Regions from separate parts of the Homo sapiens genome. Here region 2 is linked to region 1. A link is a contact called in ENCODE Hi-C or POLR2A ChIA-PET data. All regions are on one chromosome and are shown on one strand. The core of a region is the stretch at or near the end of the contact, and the rest is flanking DNA. Distances in the headings are between cores, read along the strand shown. Region 1 overlaps PXT1 (peroxisomal testis enriched protein 1). Region 2 overlaps PNPLA1 (patatin like domain 1, omega-hydroxyceramide transacylase).

What was found. Hi-C counts contacts between places; a loop is a spot of excess contacts on that map. ChIA-PET counts read pairs that join two places held with the same protein, here RNA polymerase II (POLR2A). Pooled maps may share reads with other maps.
Region 2: a loop to region 1 is called in a pooled map, with 4 times the contacts of the local background. The contact joins two enhancer-like sites. A Hi-C loop is called at or near these places in 6 of 50 pooled maps. POLR2A ChIA-PET finds 5 or more read pairs at or near these places in 5 of 52 experiments (AG04450, BJ, HEK293 and 2 more).

What each region holds. Positions count from the first base shown.
Region 1 is chr6:36,421,664-36,425,143 of GRCh38, reverse strand. The region is part of intron 3 of PXT1 (peroxisomal testis enriched protein 1); the gene reads left to right. Among named protein-coding and RNA genes, the nearest start is that of PXT1, 19 kb to the left of the region's middle. Within about 2 kb of position 1,788, at least 30 of the 41 ENCODE cell types and tissues checked have a DNase peak (open chromatin) inside an H3K27ac peak, as active enhancers do.
Region 2 is chr6:36,300,593-36,303,626 of GRCh38, reverse strand. PNPLA1 (patatin like domain 1, omega-hydroxyceramide transacylase) reads right to left here. Exons shown (of 9, transcript NM_001374623.1): 6 at 1,158-1,766. Among named protein-coding and RNA genes, the nearest start is that of PNPLA1, 32 kb to the right of the region's middle. RefSeq lists a silencer at 1,069-1,118 and an enhancer at 987-1,487. Within about 2 kb of position 1,724, at least 4 of the 41 ENCODE cell types and tissues checked have a DNase peak (open chromatin) inside an H3K27ac peak, as active enhancers do.

The sequences.
Region 1 (3,480 bases), core at 539-3,038:
GCTGGAAAATTAAAGTTTTATGTTTTGAAGAGCATTAAAGGACAGTGTTAGGTAAATTTATGAGGTTTTAGGCTTTTAGATAAAAAATATGCTAGATACCTGAGAGGGATTATGAACATTAACTTCAACCTAATATCTAATTTTAAAAGAATTACATGCCACTTGAGAAAGGGAAATTTCAAGCATCCTGATAGTTGCTTGCCACCACACCAGATTTTTTTTTTGAGATAGAGTCTCACTTTGTCGCCCAGGTTGGAGTGCAGTGGTACAGTCTCGGTTCACTGCATGCCCGGCTAATTTTTGTATTTTTAGTAGAGCCGGGGGTTTCACCGTGTTGGCCAGGCTGGACTCCTGACCTCAAGTCATCCGCCCGCCTCGGCCTCCCAAAGTACTGGGATTACAGGTGTGAGCCACCGCGACCGGCCTGGTATCCATTTTTTAGAAAGCACTGAATTGACTGAAATTTTGAATCTTCATCTGTTTTTGTATTTGTTTTTGTTTTTTTGAGACGGAGTCTCGCACTGTCACCCAGGCTGGAGTGCAGTGGCGCGATCTCGGCTCACTGTAGCTCCGCCTCCCAGGTTCACGCCATTCTCCTGCCTCAGCCTCCCGAGTAGCTGGGACTACAGGCGCCCGCCACCACGCCCGGCTCATTTTTGTATTTTTAGTAGAGACGGGGTTTCACCGTGTTAGCCAGGATGGTCTTGATCTCCTGACCTCGTGATCTGCCCGCCTCGGTCTCCCAAAGTGCTGGGATTACAGGCGTGAGCCACCGCGCTCCGCCTGAATCTTCATTTGTTAATTCCGTTGTCAACAACAATTATTCCCCAAAGTCTGAGATTGTGTCACCTATGAACACCTTCTAGGAACTTGTAATTTTTTTTAAGAGACGTAATTCACTTAACATAAAGTTCACCCTTTTAAAGTGTACGGACAGAGGGTTTTAGTATACTCACAACGTTGTGCAATCGTCGCCACTATTCTAAGATTTTATGTTTTATTGTAAACTCTTTCCAGTATGTTTTCACACTCTACCTCCTGATCCTCAGATTCCTTGTGAAGCTGATCGCTGTCTTCCGAGGCGTTCTGTGGGCGTTGCTACTTTTGCCTCAAATGCTTTCCTAATTACAGTTTCACTTCAAAAGAAGAGGCAGGTGAAGTTACTAACGCTGCTGCCCTTGATTTAGAGTTAACAACCCACTAGCTAACGTACATGCTTGTTTTCATGCCTAGAACTCCCGTTTTACCATACGCGAGTTATATGTCAAATCTCATTAGTGACTGGTAGTCTGGTGGGCCACCAATGTGCTTTCAACGCCTGCCAAACAATTAGAAACCAGGGATCTTCCAATAAAGTGCTGTCTCCCATGTCCTCCCACTTCTGGCCCAGGACACCTGGGTTGCCTTTCTGTTCAGGCAGCAGCGCGTTTCTCCCCTTCATCTTTATGATACCACTGAAGAAATGAGGGATGTGCGGAATGAGGGGGCGGTGTGAGGGGGCACGAACTTGTTATTACGGCGTCGAGAACGCCAGATAGAGTAACCAAAGACTGATAGAATAAATAACGCTGGTGTGTGTAATTCGGGAACCCGGCCTCCCTAACTCCCGCTCCCGCCAGGAGCCCGAGGCGAGCTACGCGCGCGCCGCCGCCGGCCGCGTCGCCATGTGCGCTCCCCATTGGCCACAGCTGGCCCACGTGACCTCTATCGCCTAACCTGCTCGTCCGCGCGCGCGCTTTTTCCACCACAGAAAGCCTAGGGCGGGAGCGGGGTTCTCACTGGTTGCGCGGGTCGCGCGCCCAGCTAAAGTGCGCGAGGTGGTTCCGAGGACCTGGCGGCGCTCTCTGGCGGGGAGCCTGAGAAAATGCCTAAGTACTGTCCAGAGGAAAACTCTTACTGAGGAAGCAGGAGATTGAGGAGGTCCACCTCTCCCCTCAGTGGCTTCTGTCCGGGGCTGTGACACAGACAGACTGAAAATGGAAACCACAAGGCAGGAATGTGACTCGCTGAAGCCAAGATTTATCTCTTTGGGGGCGCTCTACACATACAAACATAACTCTTCGGGGGAAAATACATAATTTTTGTATGGGGAATTCAAAGCCACATTTTCTTAGAAGAGTTGAGGGTCGTGGGAAGTCCAGAGCAACCATCCTGATACACATCATTTAAGGGAAATTAGAAACTCCTGGGGAAACAAAGATGAGTAAAAGCAAAAGGAGGCCCTGCCCACCATTGCTGTGCGGGAATGGAGTGATTTGACAAGGGGCAGAAGTGTAATAATTACTGATGGGAAAGGGCTAAATAAATAAATGCGTGTGCATGTGTGTGTAAGTAGTATAAATGGGAAATATAATTGTAGAATTCAATAGAGAGTACAGTTTAGCTTATTTTTCTCTTTAAGAGTGCTTGGAAGCTTTGCTTTTGCTTTTTTTAATTTTTTGCCTCGATGGCTCACCAACCCTTCCTCCTCTAGATATACATTTTCTTTTTTAATTCGTTCATTCATTCCAGAAATTCTAGAACCTACTATATTCCAGGCACTGTGCTAGGTACTGAGATGACAGTGATAAATAAAAACAGTACCAGTTCCTTCAGTCATGGAGCGTATGGTCTGGTAAAGGAAGCAGACAGTAGTTAATTGCACATATCAATGTTAAATATAATGTGATAAGTGCTAAGGAGAGGTCTAGATGTCATAATGGGGGATTTGACCTAGCAGGGAGATCAGAGAAGGCTTCCCTCAAGATGCAACCCCTGACATGAGACCTGAAGGGGTTAAGGGGGATGGAGGTTGCAGACAGAGGGAGCAGCTTGTGCAAGGGAGAACTGGGAGCCTCTCCCCTTCCAATTACTGCCCATCTCACCCATTTCCACTATACATACATTAATCTTGCCCCTTAGTTCTCAGGAGACATTTGTTCTCTTAATTCCAAGTTCTTAGGGAGTGCCTGGTTGTAACCTACAATGATTGTTAAAGACAGTGTTATTCAATAGGTAAGTATACATATCTAATATACATATCAATATACATTTAATATACAATACATATTAATATACAGTCTAATATGCATTATCTCTGTTGTTTTGTATAAGAAAAATATACAATGACTGTAACAAATCGTAGGATATGATATATCTCAATAGAACTAAAAGTGCTGTAGACAAAGTAGTGAGAGATCACATGATTTTGGAAGACTCAAAAAAGGCATCTTAGAGAAAGTAATTTTCAAAAATCATTGAGGTAAGATTTGGTCAGATAAAGATACAATTTAGTTAGAGCATAGGGTTCTAAAAGAAGAGTAAGGAGGTTGGACCAATCAGTTGAAATACATTCCAAGGGCTTTGAAAACCAGTCTAAAAAGTTTGTAGAAACTAAGCTAGTGCAGCGGCTTGCCTCTGTAATCCCAGCTATTCCAGAGGCTGAGATGGGAGGATTGCTTGAGCCCAGGAGTTTGAGATCAGCCTGGGCAATGTAGCAAA
Region 2 (3,034 bases), core at 475-2,974, 120 kb after region 1:
CTCCTGACCTCAGGTGATCCACCCGCTTTGGCCTCCCAAAGTGCTGGAATTACAGGTGTGAGTGACCACACCCAGTCCCTGATTGTATTTTTGAGGTTAGTATCCCTGTTATCTCCTCTGCTGAAAGGGAGATTTCCTGAGTAAGGAATTGAGAACGTTTTATCTTTGCAGGCCCTATAGTGGTGCTTCTGAAACCGTCTGTAGTAGTAAGGAAACAGTTTTTTAAAAATTTCTGGCTGGGCGCGGTGGCTCACGCCTGTAGTCCCAGCACTTTGGGAGGCCAAGGCGGGCAGATCACAAAGTCAGGAGATTGAGACCATCCTGGCTAACACAGTGAAACCTGTCTTTACTAAAAATACAAAAAATTAGCCAGGCGTGGTGGCGGGCATCTGTAGTCCCAGCTACTCGGGAGGCTGAGGCAGAAGAATGGCGTGAACCCGGGAGGCAGAACTGGCAGTGAGCCAAGATCACGCCACTGCACTCTAGCCTGGGCGACAGAGCGAGATTCCATCTAAAAAAAAAAATTTCTTTGTAGTCTATAACAAACTAGTAATTTTGTGAAATACAATGCAAATGAATTAGTAAAAAATGGTCAAGCTCCGGGATGTTGTGGAAATACCTTAGTGCTATAAACGTTTCTAAATGATTACTCTTAATTTCTGCACACCCTCCGTGGTGGGCTAGTAACACACAGTTGAGGGCTGGGTTGGTCTGCGGACCACTCTTTGAGTAGCACGCCCAGCACAGCAGGTTTCACAGTAAAAATCTACTGGCCCAGCGGTCTCAAATGTGAGCAGGCAAAAAATCACCTGGAGGGCTTGTAAAAAAGGCAGCTGGGCCGCACCTCCAAAGTTGGTAATTTAGTAGGTCTGCAGTAGGACCTGAGAACTGTAATTTCTAGCAAGTTCCCAGGTGATGCTTTTGCTGCCGGTAGGGGGATCGCACTTTGAGAAGCACTGCACCAAGGGAAATGAACCAATGTCTATTACACTGCCCCCTTGTGGCGGACTGTCCTCATAATGGACAGAGATGCTAAAGCTCACTGCTAACTTCAGCCACGCACCCCTAAAGAAGCGGTTATCAGCCCTGGTGTCCTTGCTCGCTTGCCAAGGGGCTCCAGGCATGAGAAAGTCATAACAAGCCAGAAGGGTCCATACCTTGGGGCTGTTCTTGGCCTAGTTCCTCCACAGGTGGCTGAGCAGGGAAGGCTGAAAGAGAACTTCGGGGCAGTGTTTGAGGTGCCCCCACAGTTGAAGGCCCCAGGGATGGCCTGGGTGAAGTGGGTGCCTGAGAGTGTAGGGATCTGGCTGGTGATCCAGACGGTTGTACCTGCTGCTGAGGTGACAGAGGTGACAGTCCAGGTGGTGGGGTGGGCAGTGATGAACCAGGTGTGGAGCTGGGTGGCTTGTGCACAGCTGGGAATGATACAGGTGGCATGCCACTTAGAGAAAGTGGAGTTGAAGAGGCCAGTGGCTGTGCAGGTGGCTGCTCAAGTGGAGAGACTGGTGCTGAAACAGGTGACTCGCATGTGAATTCAAGTGTCTGCACAGGTTGGGACACAGGCGGACCATGGCTGCCCCTTCCATCCCCTTTGGGAACCCACTCCTTGTGAGGTTGTGTGGCTCCTTCCAGACTGGCCTGCCGTGCTCGAAGGCTTGGTTGACTGCGTTCAGGGCACTCATTGCCAAGGGCGAGTTCTATCTGGCAGTACACTTCCACCCGGGGGAAAATCACTCTCTTGGAGGAAGAATTAAGATAAACAGCATCTAGGATAAACAATAGCATGGGGTGTTACTCAGCCCTGGCAGCAGCATGGCCTTTGCAAAAATGGTTTCTTGAGTTATTTTCCTAAACAGGAACAGTGCTTTTCAAAGGTCTTTCTGTACTTACTTGAATTTACAGTGAGTGAAAACAAACGTGATGGTTTCTGGCACTTACGGTGTAGTGTGGGGAAGCAGGCGTTGCCCACCCAAATTATCTAGAGTTTCAACTGAGGCAAGTGCAGGAAGAGAGGAATGTGGTGCTGTGAGAGAGGGCAGGTCATCTGAGGGATTGGCAGTGAGTAGAGATCTGAAGGGTACGTGGCCCAGGATGGTCAGGGCGGGGTGGTGAGGGTGTTTCAGCAGAGGGAACAGCACACACAAAGGCCACAAAGTTTGAGGACACACCAGGTGGTCGGGGGCCTGAAAGGTCAGTGTGGGGCGGGGGTACTGTGCTGGGGGAGGAGGCTGAGGAGGCGGCAGGGGCCGGACCATGTCAGGGCTGTAGGCAGCAGCTAGGATCCTTAGTTTTCATGGCAAGCATTATTGTAGCATGACTTTTAGGCAGGGGAGGTAATCAGCTGAGGCTGGTTCTGAGAAGGTCACTGTGGCTGTAAGACTCATTGAGAAAGGTGAAAGGGTTGCCTGAGCCTGGGAAGCTGAAGCTTCAGTGAGCCATGATCGTGCCACTACGCTCCAGCTTGGGTGACAGAGTGAGAACCTGTCTCAAAAATAGTGGGTGGGTGGGGGGGCGGGGGGATGGCGTTTATCTAGGCCACATAACAGCCCTTAAATAAGAAAACAAACAATTCAGTTTTTAAAATGTGTGAAAGAGCCAACTGAAAGGGCTCCCAATGGCCAAAGCTGGAACAATTTGAAGAACACAATAAAGTAGTATTGAATAATAACCCAAAGTATAACATAACCATGAATCCATACTGATATAAACATATATTACGTAGGTAAGTAAATCAGGGAGAAGAGAGAAAGCTCCCCTGCAGAAGAATTCTTAGTAATTTATGTAGATGCTTGACCCTTTAGGAAGTGGAGCATAACTTCTCACTCCTTAAATATGAGCTGTGCACAGTGACTTTCTTCCAAAAACTGCAGTAAGGATAGAGGGAGAAAGAGTACTTCACAATGGAGAAACCCGATGGACACTACCTCGGCCAGGCGGTCATGGTCAACATCAGCAGGGATACGTCATGTTGGCAGCACGTGCCCATGAGGTAACGTGATGTGAATAGCACCTTACCTCTGTGGTCTCCTCCCCA